2 separate regions of the Homo sapiens genome follow, and region 2 is linked to region 1. The links are chromatin loops, found by intact Hi-C in ENCODE. Cell type or tissue: dorsolateral prefrontal cortex. All regions are shown on one strand. Links, peaks and the distances in the headings refer to the core of each region. The heading gives the core; the rest is flanking DNA. Region 1 overlaps DCAKD (dephospho-CoA kinase domain containing). Region 2 overlaps ADAM11 (ADAM metallopeptidase domain 11).

Evidence for each region. Peaks named below come from ENCODE experiments on the same cell type or tissue, not always from the same donor. Only the 100,000 strongest peaks of a DNase experiment are listed, where the experiment ranks them.
Region 2: it touches region 1 in a loop (4-fold over the local background); 78 of 110 quality-filtered maps call a loop at or near these places.

What each region holds. Positions count from the first base shown.
Region 1 is chr17:45,018,055-45,023,984 of GRCh38, reverse strand. It overlaps DCAKD (dephospho-CoA kinase domain containing), which reads left to right. Exons shown (of 5, transcript NM_001288655.2): 5 at 1-641. Among named protein-coding and RNA genes, the nearest start is that of DCAKD, 31 kb to the left of the region's middle. RefSeq lists silencers at 1,604-1,953, 4,434-4,613, 4,470-4,719 and an enhancer at 5,230-5,359. In dorsolateral prefrontal cortex, for the core only: CTCF peaks have their summits at 1,629 and 1,836 (motif pointing right); a DNase peak (open chromatin) is centred at 1,854; H3K4me3 peaks cover 909 bases; H3K27ac peaks cover 2,384 bases.
Region 2 is chr17:44,776,697-44,782,626 of GRCh38, reverse strand. It overlaps ADAM11 (ADAM metallopeptidase domain 11), which reads right to left. Exons shown (of 27, transcript NM_002390.6): 19 at 5,832-5,882; 20 at 5,665-5,728; 21 at 5,362-5,461; 22 at 5,026-5,145; 23 at 4,764-4,932; 24 at 4,561-4,675; 25 at 4,385-4,475; 26 at 3,388-3,405; 27 at 781-2,888. The coding sequence ends at 2,873. Among named protein-coding and RNA genes, the nearest start is that of ADAM11, 21 kb to the right of the region's middle. RefSeq lists a silencer at 3,020-3,159 and an enhancer at 3,143-3,984. In dorsolateral prefrontal cortex, for the core only: CTCF peaks have their summits at 3,147 (motif pointing left) and 3,348 (motif pointing left); a DNase peak (open chromatin) is centred at 3,356; H3K4me3 peaks cover 959 bases; H3K27ac peaks cover 1,373 bases.

The sequences.
Region 1 (5,930 bases), core at 412-2,911:
AAATCATGTTGGACCAAGGGTTTCCATGTTCAAACAGTCAACAAGGCCCTCCCCTAGGTTGAGATATTTTTTATACTGAAGGCCCAGGCCCCCCAGTATGGCTTGCTGCCAGCAAGCAGCAAGGATTCTCTCGTGGGTAACGCTGTAGCCAGGCAGGACCAGCCTCTTCTGGGAGACCCCTCTCCCCACGTAGGGTTTGTGTAGTGCTCCCACATCCTGCTTATTGCCTGCCACCCCTGCTTCTCGCCTGGACCTCTTGGTATTCCGTGTACACCATCCTTGCTGTTTCTTGCCTCTGTGCCTTCAACCTGCTGCTCCTGGCCTGGGATACCTTTTATTTTCTTTTATTTCTTCTTCCTTTTTTTTTTTTTTTTTTTTTTTAACCTACAACTAGCTCTCAGTTCAGGCACTGTCTAAAGCCCCAGGCTGGGTTAGGTGGTCTAGGATACCAACTCCCCCTCAACATTTTACCTTAATCCAACAGTACAGTAATTAGCCGAAACTTGCCTGGTTTTTCCTACTAGACTGTAAGCCCTCTAGGGACAGGGACAGTGTCTTATTCATCTCTGTGTTCTTAGTGCAGAGCCTGGCCCGCTGTTGGTGTTTAATAAAGTGTGTTGATCTGAAATGCCCCAGACCAACCAAGATTCCCAGACTTGGCTTCTTCCCACACTGGGCTGGAGTCCTCCCGGAGCTCAGGGGGAGGTGAGGGCCCCAGAAGGTGCACTTGCCATCAGGCTTCTCCCTGGGTCCCAGGAGGACTGCAGCCAGGCCCGAGGCACCTTTGTGGGAGGTGGGTAGAGGGCTGAGGCAGCGTCACACCTTCTTGCCCCGCCTCCCCATCTGCCTTCCCCAACCCAATTAGACCAGCGCAGACATAAGCCTTCCCTGCCAGGGCCTGCAGACTTGCTGATGTGTTGATCCTGCAGCCAGAAGCCTATTAAGGCTAGAAATGAGTGTGACGGATGCAAATGCTGTGGTGGCCATACTTAGTGCCCCCTTTCCCAGAGCCGCTTGTGCTGAGTCTAGCTCATTAACTTGCTGCAAACCCCTAAGGGGCAAAGAAGGGCCGGGTAAGGCAGTGGTGGGCTGCCAGGTGGGTGGCCAGGCAGGATGAGGGTGGCAGGAGCCTGCCACTTCCTCGGTTTGGTGCGATCCGCCAGGACGGAGAAAGGAGAGGGAAGGTATGGACCCCCACAGTGCCCTATCACCCCAATAATTGAGGAAATGGCACTTCCTAGTATCGGCAGCATGCCAGGCACTGCTGGATGTGTAAGACCCTATAGTTAACATAACACTGATTATTTCCATCCCAGGCTCAGAAAGATGGATTTGGTCCAGGTTGCAGAGCCAGGCTTCTGAACTCTCTCCTGTGCCCTGAGCCTCTTGTCAGGAGGAGCTGGAGCCTGGGGTTGGGCCTTGGGCTCGCATTCCGGCTCCGCTTGCCATGTGACCTCCTGCCTTTAGTTTCTACTCATACATCGTTAGGCTTCATAGTGGAGGACACTGAAAACCCTTAGCAAACTGTAAAGTTCCAGAGAATTAACCTTCCCTGACCCAGTGAGCTGGGTTTGAAGCAGGAATGTCAGAGCATGGCAGGTGTGGAGAAACCTCGAATTCAGCCCTGCCCTGCCCGGGCCTCGCCAGAGCTCCCTCTCCAGCTCCTCTTGCCTCCCTGCCCCAGGATCCCCTTCCCGGCCTTGGGGGTCCAAGGCGGCCTTAAAAGAAGGACTACTTTCTCCGAAGGGGACTTGAAGTTGAGGCCGCTCAGCAACTGCAGAGGTCGGGCCTCCGGGACCCAGGCCCGCGCCCGAGCCGGCGGCCTGCCGTTCGGCCGGCAGGTGGCAGCACCCTCCCGGGCTGGGCCGGGCCTCCGCGGCGGGCGCTCGCCGAGCGGCCTAATCTTCCTCCTCCCAGGCCGCGGGCGGCCTCAGACTCCTGCCGAGCAGCTGCCGCGGGAGCACGGGCCAGGTGGGCGCGGAGGCTCTGCCTGACCCTGAGCGCTAACTCAAAAGGTGCGTTGTTCGCCCACGTCCTCTGAGCCTGGGCTGCGGGCCCTGGGTGCCAAAGGGCGTGTCCCCTGCCCACCCACCGCGACGGCGACGGGACCCTGCAGCCTCCGCGTTCCGTTCCCTCACTTTGGGCCTTAGCACCCGGAGCGGAGCAATAAGACACCAGCGAGGGTGAAGACGCACACGCCTTCTGGGCGGGGGACGAAGGGCGCAGGCAGGCCTCTAAAACACCCCCACCCCCAGGCCCGACTGGCCCGAAGGTCATTCGCAGTTTCACAGTTTACAAAGCACGTTCCAGTTATCCCCTTGAAATCTCCCAGCTGTGTGAGGCAGACAGGTCCAGAATTTTACAGAGGCTCAGAGGTTGAGCCAAGGGGCCTAAGTAGCCAACAGGTATAACCACCAAGCTTCTTGACTCCCAGTACAGTGCTCCTCCGGCTATCTGCACTGCCCCCATTATACACTTTGGCTCTTTAGTAATTGACAACTCTTCTTCAAATGTTCATTCTCTCTCTCTCCTCATGGGGGGCAGGGCAGAGGCAGGGAAAGGTTTAGGACCTTCCATGATGAGCCTCCATGGCTAGAAATTGAATGGGAGCAGGATAGGCGCGCTGCTGAGCGCCCCTAGTTCTCACCAAGGCACTTTAGGTCAGAAGGAAACAGTCTCAGAGCAGGAGGGGGAATGCGATGGCAGTGATGACTTCAGGCCATGGGGTCATATAGGAGTGGGCAGGGAGACCCCCGGACATGGTGGGAGAGAAGGAGCAAAAGGAAGGAGGTGATGTGGTGCTATAGGTTGCTTTCCTGCTCCTTCCAGGAGAGACGTGGCTGGTGGTTCCTCATCCCACCTGCAGAGCTGAGGCTGCACCCAGCTGGGACCCAAACCGCCTCTCTTTGCTCCCCACCTTCCCCTCCGCTCCCAGTCACTTAGATTCCAATACAATTTCCAGCTAACCAGCATGTCGATAGAACAAGTCGGGCGGCCGGATTGCTGGCCAATTACAGGAAATCATTCTGCTCCACAGCTCAGCGCTCAGGAAGGGAGAGGGAGGGAGGGAATTCAAGGGAGCAGGCGCCCAGCTTACAGGCTGGGAACGGGCTTCAGGCAGAAGGCTGGGAGTGCTGCAGCCCCCCACCCCTGAGGGGTGGGGGGTGGGGGAGGCTCCTAGGGGCAGGCCAGCCCTAGGCTCATCCTCAGCCTCATGCGGAGCTCTGGATCCAACTTCTGTGTGATGGGGAGATTGGTGCCCCAAGCCACTAAGAGAGACAGAGCTGGGAGTTGAGTGTGGTTGAGGGTCCGGCAAGCGAGGCATCTTAGTGTCAAAAGGGATAGAAGCCGAGATAGCAGGACCACCCTCTCCCAGAGCCCTATGCACCAAGGAGTGGGCATCTGAGGGCCTGGAGGCTAGGGTCCACACAAGCAAGACCTGTGCTCTAACAGCCCGCTGTGGGCCACGGGGTACCTAGGAGGACAGGGGAAGGGGTCGACAGGGAGCGGGAAGGAAAGGGGCCACAGCCCACAGCTGAGTGAACTAGCAGCAGCCTCATCTGGTGAAGGAGTAAGTCTTCCACCCTGGAAGGTGGGGCACAGAAATGTGGGAAAGGCCAAGGGCCCCCTCCCTCACCTTCCTAGCTCCTCTGCCTCAGCTCCTGCCTCTGGCCCTCAAGAAAATTTCACTCAGATGAAAGGACCCCAGCTCCCCTCCTCTTTCCTTGGATCTGAATCTACCTCTGCCTTCTATGCCGACCTGGATGCCTCTTTGCCAGCCCCACCTCCTCCCATCACATCTCTCCCAGAACTGTTCCTGTGCCCCAGGCTGCCCTACCCGGCTGACCAGAGATGCTCTGCCTGTCGCACAGTGGTGAGCTCTTCTTCCCAGCCCTTCCCCTCTACCCTCAAAGGACTGGAAGATTCTTGAGGAAGAGAAACTTCCCTGTGGGCTAACTTCACCCAGTGAATGACTATTGTTGCTGTTTGTCTTGAACCCCAAAAAAGGCAACTGTGACCCAATGATCTCCTCCTCTGCTCCAAGCTGTGGCCACCTCCCAGGACCCCTCTCCAAACCCCCAGGATCTCACTACTCTTCTCCCAATTCCAAGCCCTCCCCTTCAGACCCCTCCAAGGTTGGGTCCTGGGATGGATTCACTGGCAGCTCTTTTGCCAACCCAAGAGTAAAGGGGTGGACAGACATGGAAGAGGAGACTGGCTTTGGAGCCCAGTGCACCCAGCACCCAGTGGCGCTCAGGAAAGACCTGAGTGATTGCACCGAACAACAAGGTCATCTTCAAAGTTTGTTTGGAGAGGTGCATAGGGAGAACAGGGTCAGCGCCCCGCGACGTCTCCTTCCCCGGGTTTTCTAGCCTAGTACACAGGCTCACACTCCGCGGTGGAGGTGTTGGGGTTGGCCCTGTGTGTGACCCCCGCTTGGCACACGGTGGCCACCCCTCCGCTCAGCTGAGCTGAGCTAAAGCCGCGGCTCCCGGGCTCCTAGCACCGCCTCCGCCATCCCACCCTCGGGCGCTGCCTCCCGCGGGCCGGGCGCCCGGTGCTCGGCGATCCGGAAGAGGGCGCCCGCCCGGCCCACGTCCGCCGTGTCCCCGCCCGGCGCGCCGCGCTCGCCAGCCCGCGGGCTCCGCGCCATCGATCGGGCCGCAGGGACCCGGGTGAGCCGCCTCCCCACCCCTCGCTTTTCGCTTTTAATTGAAGTTTGTTTGAGCAGAGCGCGGAGCGGGCAAAGGCAGAAACCAAATATTTAGTTGCTGCAAATTGGCACCTCCAGATCAATTACCCGGCCAGTGTCAGGGCCCTCGCCGCCCCCCGCGCCCCGCAGAATCTCAATGCCACGCTGCCCCCGCCCGGGCCGCCCGCGCCGCCCTCGCCGCCCTCGCCGCCCTCCTCCATTACACTGCACGTTTTTCATCAGCTCCAGCCAGACATCACCCGTGGCCGCGAGGGAACAGATTTTCAATGGGAAAAGTTCCCCGGGAGGGTCCTTGTTGCTGATTCCCGCCGCGCCCTGCGCTGTCTGGCCCCTGCCCCCACCTGGCTTGTCTGACGGAGACAGCAGATGGGTGGAGCGAGCTCAAAGCAAGGACTTGGGGTCAGGAAGACCAGGCCCCGTCATAGGAACTCCCCTTACCCGCTGGGTGACCTTGGGGAAGTTACTTATGCTCCCTGAGCCTCGGAGTCCCCCATAACATGGGGGCTCAACCTTCACCTTGTGGGGTCAACAGCATGGAGGGACAGCACCCTGCCCAGGGCTGGCACACAGTGACTTTCCACAGATATTAGTTCTCACCCTGCTAGGGGTTAAAACAGGCTCTAGAATGAAATGAGAGACAGTGAGTTCGAGGCGACTCAACCAAGCCACTGAAAAATACCAAAGGGAAAGCAGCAGACAGCCAGCATCCCCAGAGTCTCTGGCAGGGGCTGGACAGGCCCCAGGACCCTGGTCAAGCTCCATCAGGGAAAGTCCTGACCCCCAGCCCAAGTGCATCTGGGCACAACCAAAAGAGAAGCCGCTTTTCCAGTACCAGGGGTGGAGAATGAGAGAGCCATGATCCCAAGGCCACAGCCAGGCAAGGAGGCCGGAGGGATCTGAAAAAGGTCACCAAGGGCTCCTGACCCTTGCCAAGCTGAGTACCAGGAGGCCAGCCTTGTGGCAGGGGGGAATCAGGACAGCTGGGCTGTAGTTGAGGCTTTGCCTTCTCCTGGCTACATGTTGCTAGTCAAGTACTTAACTTCAATTTTCCCATGTGTAAAATGCGGCTGACACCCTCTACCTCCCAGAGCATTTGTGAGGAGCAAATGAAGTATGGGAGAGGGGAGGAAACTCACAACCAGCATGAAGAAGATGGGGCCAAGTTTGTGTGGGAGTCTCCTTTCCCATGCTCAACACTGCTCCCATCCCAAGAGCC
Region 2 (5,930 bases), core at 1,846-4,345, 240 kb after region 1:
CCTTGGGAACCCTACCTGTTCAGGAATGGGGGGCTATGATCCCAAAGCTTCTAGCTGCCAATTCTTCCCAGGCCCCTGCTTGGTGCTGCTATTTCTTTCTCCATCTTTTTCTAGCCTTTCATTTGTTTCCCTGCCCCCAACTGCTTCTTTTATCTTTTCCCTTAACAAGCGGGACTTCCAGAGCCCGATGGATCCTCCCCCAGTTCTTCCTCCCGGCCCCCCAAGTCTGCGAATACCTCCAGGCCCAAGCACTCTGCAGGGGAAGACAGGAATAATCATTACAGGCTCCTGGCTCAGACGCAGCCCCAGCCAGGGGAGGGACTCCCAGCACTAGCCTTGCTCAGTCCCCTCCTGCCCCAGGCTCGGCCAGAGAGCACAGGGGTGGGAAAAGAGCCCAGGAACACGGTGCCCTGGGACCAGACAGGCTAATGGTTTTGTCCAGCGTTCTGGAATCTTTTGGGAGGTGAGGAGAGGCTTCTTTGGCTTCAGCCATAAAAGGGAAGTTGGGTCTCCAGACTTTTGGGAAAATGCTTTCCTACTCGCCTGGCCTCCTGCTTTGCTGGAGCCAGAGGAGGGGCACAACTGTCTTTGTTGGAAGAGCCGAGGAAGCGAGGAAGCGGAAGCGGGAGGGCCAGGCCTCCACCCTGTTTCCTCACCATGAATGGAGCTGGTCCTGGGCGCTCCCTTCCCGCCTCCAGCACCCCAGTTATCATGCTCCCTCCTGAGCCAGAGGGGACAAGTCACAGCATGGCCATTCACAGACAGGAGAGAAACGCAAGGTTGGTGTGAGCTCCCTGGAAGCCCCAGGATGTGATCTTTAATCGATGCTCCTGGCCCTGCCTCCCCACCCCCAGCCCAGGTGGCGTATGTACAGGATGCTGTGTGGAGGCCCAGGCAGAGGCAGCCTCCACTCCTCCCTGGGTTCTGCCAGGGTAGGCACTCGCCAGGGCGGGGCAGGAGGATACAGACAGCTGGGAGCCAGGGTGGACTGGTCACAGGAAGTCTCATGTTCCCCACCCCATATACACGAGCACACACAGATACGCCCATATGTGCAGAGGTATTCACACTTGTGCAGAGGTGTGGATCCAAAAGCTGTGCCCAGATGCACTGTACCTGTGTGCACGGGTGCACCACCAGAGGACAGATGCCTTAAGGCAGCGCAGCAATAGTGCAACACCCAGCCCTTCCCCCGCCCTGCATCAGCTTGCAGGGCTGGTGGAGCAGAGCTGGCCGGAGGGGCCCCTCCACTCAGCCCTTGAGTGGGCAGTGCCAGCTGGAGCTCAGTGTGTGGACCCCACTGCTGTCGGGTGCATCCAGCTACCCAAAATGGTGTCAGCGGGTCCCAGGCCTGTTTGCCCCTGAGGGTGTTGTGAATAAACAGGGGGCGATGCCCTCCACAACGCCTCCTCGAAGGTGCCCCAGAAACAGGGGCTCAAGCAGGTAGCTCACGGGCCCTGGGGTGTCAGAACTCCCTGCCGAGTGAGGGCAGGGCAACCCTGGTGACAAGAACTGTATTCACTTGTGGCTTTCATCCATTAGGTAGCTGGCCCCCATCTTGCCCCTGCCAGCTACCTTTTAGGGTCAAGGAGCCAGTGCTCCACCCTCCCAAGCAAGGGTCATGAGGGAAGGCCACCGGCAGGACTGTGTGAGAAGACTGAGGAGCTGTGCCTGGCTCTACCTGGCTCTCAGGCTCGCTGCAGCAGGGATGGGTGGGGGTACGTAATGGGGGAAACATCTGTAAACTTACTACTCGGCTCTGGAATGGGGGTAGGGAGTGGAATGGACTAGATGGGGCCTTAAGGACTTCTAGCAGCCTAGGATCATCCATGAGACCTCCCTTTCCTACTTCCTCTTGCATATCCCAGGCAGAGACCCTAACCCTCCAGGCACTGGGCCACCTCTGGCCTTCCCTACCTGGGAGAGTCCTCCCCAGAAAGATGGCCCAGGTGGGGACATCTAGGCCACACCAGGGGGCACCTAAACCCTGAGTCGGCCCCAGAATCACCCTTCTTGAAAGGGGGAAGGTGCCATTTTATTATAGGAACTATATTTTCTAGAACCCCCCCCGCCCTGCCAAAATCCATGTGTCCTGACAGGGACAGCAGGACGGTTGTTTTCGAATTGGAGACGATCTGGGACATGTGGTTGCCGTACCCATAACCTAGGCCTTGGGCATGGCACAGGCAGCTTTGGTTTGAATCAGCACTCATACTTCCTCCAAGCTCAGCGGGGCTAAGCGGGGGCAAGCTGGGATGCCCAGCCCCTGACTGTGCTCAGTGACAGGACTTCGGGTGTGGTCATCCTTGGGGAGGGTCTAGGGCATGGCCATACCTCAGTTTCTCCGGGCCCTCCTGTAAATGTCAAAACATCCCCACATCTGCCCTGGCCCCAGCACCCCCGAGTTTACATTCATCGATTAAGATTCAGTTTTAAAAAATGTAGATGTCAGCCCCGTCCCCCTAGGTCCCAGAGAGGTAAGACCCTGGTCTCAGCTGCCTGGTTGCAAGGAGGGGCCATCCAGGCTAGGTCCACTGGTGGCTGCCTGGGGGCATCCCTCCAGGCGCCCCCGAGTTGAGCTGTGGCAATCCATGAGGTGGAAGCTACATTCACACGGGGCAGTGGGTGTGCAAGGCTGAGCCGCAGGAGGTGGGTGGGGGACTGTGGAGGAAGTGCCCTCCAGGCCTGGTCCACCCTGGTGGTGCCAAGGGCAGGGCCACAGCCCCCACCCAAACCCCTGCGGAGCCAGGAGTTGAAGGGTTTGGACCTGGAAGACATTTGCATGGTGCCTCCCTCCGTGGCTGGATGGGGGCAGCCTCGTGGTTCAGGGCCGAGACGGTGGGTGCCAGGCTTGGAGGGAGGAGGGTGGCACTTAGGCCCCTCCGGACCTGGAACGGAGAGGGGGCATCAGGGGAGGACGTGAGCAGGGGCCACGGGGAGAGCCCCCCAGCAGGGCCCCGGAGCTCAGTGCTGGGCCCTGGAGGCAGGCGGCAAGTCACAGGCTGGCCAGGGAAGGGATCTGCGGGAGGTCAGACAGTGGTGATATGGAAGACAAAACAGATGGGACGCACAGGGAGGGCCCTCCCGGGGATGGGGACTGCCAGGGGCGCAGCTCCAGTTCCACCTGGTGGCAGGGGAGGGCCTGGCCGCAGCAGGGCAGTCGAGAAGGACGTGGCCTGAGCGGGCGAGGGCGAGGGCAGCTGGGACCTTCTTCCCTGAGCGAGGCTCTCCCACCCCTGCCGGGACAGCCTGGCAGCAGGGGTGGGGGAATCAGCCCCCGCTCCCCATCAACAGAACGCGGGGTGACGAATGAGATGGAGGAGACAAGGACAGCGGGAGGGATGACGTGGCCGGCATCACACTGCCCCCTGCTGGGTCGGGTCGTACCTTCCTCGGCGAATGTTTCTGCAGGGGGAGGATGGTGGAAGGGGAGAGGAAAAGGAGACATCTGACCTTTTGCTTCTCTCAGGGAGGGGCCTTTGGCTGCCATGCGACCCCTTGCCCCAGAGCGGGGCCGGGGTCCCCGGGGCCTGGACACTAATGTAAGGGCCAGGGAGAATTACCCAGGGCACCCACAAAAATGCGTCCCGGTTCCAGCTCTGACTCTGCTACTAACTCAATCATGTGACCTTGGGCCATGGGTTCCTCCTCTGCACATTAAGGGGGTTAGACCAGCACAAGGACCCCAAACTTAGACACGCACAAAGCATTATAGGCTGGGTGGGGACTGGAGACTGGAGGACACATGCCTGGCTTGGGTGGCCCCTGCCCAGCTCCACTCTGTGGCTATTTGGGGATGCTTAGAGGCACGCTGGGGCTCAACCTTTTCATGTTTCCAGAGCTGGAAATCCGAATTGCTAGTGTAAAATCTCCTGATTTCTTTTCTCTTTTCTTTTCTTTCTCTCTTTCTTTCTTTTTTTTTTTTTTTTTTTTTTTTTGACGCAGTCTTGCTCTGTCACCCAGGCTGGAGTGCAATGGTGCGATCTCAGCTCACTGCAACCTCCACCTCCCCGGTTCAAGCAATTCTCTGCCTCAGCCTCGCAAGTAGCTGGGATTACAGGTGCGCACCACCATGGCTGGCTAATTTTTGTATTTTTAATAGAGACGGGGTTTCACCATGTTGGCCAGACTGGTCTTGAATTCCTGACCTCAGGTGATCCGCCTGCCTTGGCCTCCCAAAGTGCTGGGATTACAGGCGTGAGCCACCTCATCTAGCCTAAAATCTCCTAGTTTCTAAATGTTAAGCCCTGCAGGCTACTTGGACCTATGACGTGTGAGCTCTGGTTCAGTTGGGCTTTCAGGGAGGGCCCCCTCAGCTCCACCAGTAGGGATTCTGATCCCCCCTCAAGGATGCCAGGGGGCACAGGGTGTGTGTGTCTCTTACTTAAATCCCCAGCCCGTGCCGCCCAGGACGATGGCTGCAACCAGGACAGCCCCAGCAATGGAGCCAATGATGATGTTGGTGCCGCTGGGACCTGGGGAGGATGGCAGGGCTTAGCTGGCAAGGACAGGCATAGAGAGCAGGACAGACAGACCCCCCTCGGCCAGCTCCAGCCTCACCTTTATATCTCTCCGTCTCCCCCGTGGGTGGGGACGTGGGCAGGGGGTTATGGATACTGCAGTCTTTGCCTGTCCAGTCTGGCTGACAGATGCACTTCCCTTCATTGCTGCAGACCTAGAGGCAGGGCAGGGCCAGGAGAGGTGAGCAGGGGCCTGTCCCCTCTTGTAAGCTTCTCCCGCCATCCCAGGCTCCAGGCAGTCACCCCGTGGTGGGAGCAAATCCGGCGCTCCCCACTGCCGGGGCAGGTGCTGAAGTTGAAGGCAGAAGCTGGCAGGCAGCGATGGTCCAGGCACAACATGTTAGGCCCGCAGGCTGTGCCATCCTCCACATAGCTCAGGTCAGAGCCGTCCGCCAGCTGCACGTGGCCTCCCCTGGGGAAGTGACACAGCCAGCCTCAGCCCCCTGTCTCCTAACCCCCAGCACAGCTGCAACCTCCCCTCCCTAGTCTTGGTCCTGGCCAGCACCTGCAGTCCAGCTCCTTGCCCTGGTGGTAGAAGGTGACACTACTGATGTCTCCCACCAGGTCCCCTAGCCGAGGAGCTCCAGAGATGTTGACACAGAGGAGGAAGCCACACAGCACGTCCCTGTTGGGGCATATAGAGACAGTGAGCCCCAAGTTTGACCTCAGACTCAACTACTGAACTCTAATCTGCCCTCACCCTGCACCCTGCCACCTCATTTGCCACGTGCCCGCCCATTGGGACTGACAGGCTCCTCCTGGGAGAACCTGCTGCCCCATCTCTGAAAAGTCTCACACCTGCCCTGGAGCTGAGAGGCCCTCTGGGAGCCTCAGTACTCACTGCTTACTGCACTGGACCCAGCCAGATCCCTTGCGCCCACAGCTCCCACGCTCCGTCCCCTCCACATTCAGCTTCTCGTAGCAGAAGCGATCAGCAGCCGCTGTGGGGAGAGGATGCCAAGTGACCCCACGCGCCCCAGGACCCACCCCAAGACCTCAGGCCTGCATCTCCCACACTCTGCCTGGGTCCCTGAGATCCTGGGGAGCTACACACTTGGGGGCCTGTTCAGCTGGAACCCACTCTCCCCAGCTTCTCAGCTCTGGGTCCTCCGGAGTCCCCACTCCCAGCCCTAGCCAGACTCACCATGGCCCCAAAGAACCTGGCACTGCCGGTCCCGGGTTTTGCAGCGACCTCCGTAGCAGCGGCCCTGAGAGTCCAAGAATTAAGAGGCAAGGGATGGAGATGCTGAGTGGTCAGAGTGGAGACAAGAGACTGCCCTGAATCCCAGGCTCAGGGGGCAGCCATCATACCTGCTCATGGTCACAGTAGTAACCGTCCAGCTTGTGCAGGTTAGGCGGGCACTGTGGAGAGAGGGGTGGGGTTGAGCGGAGCAGTCCCAGGACTGGAGC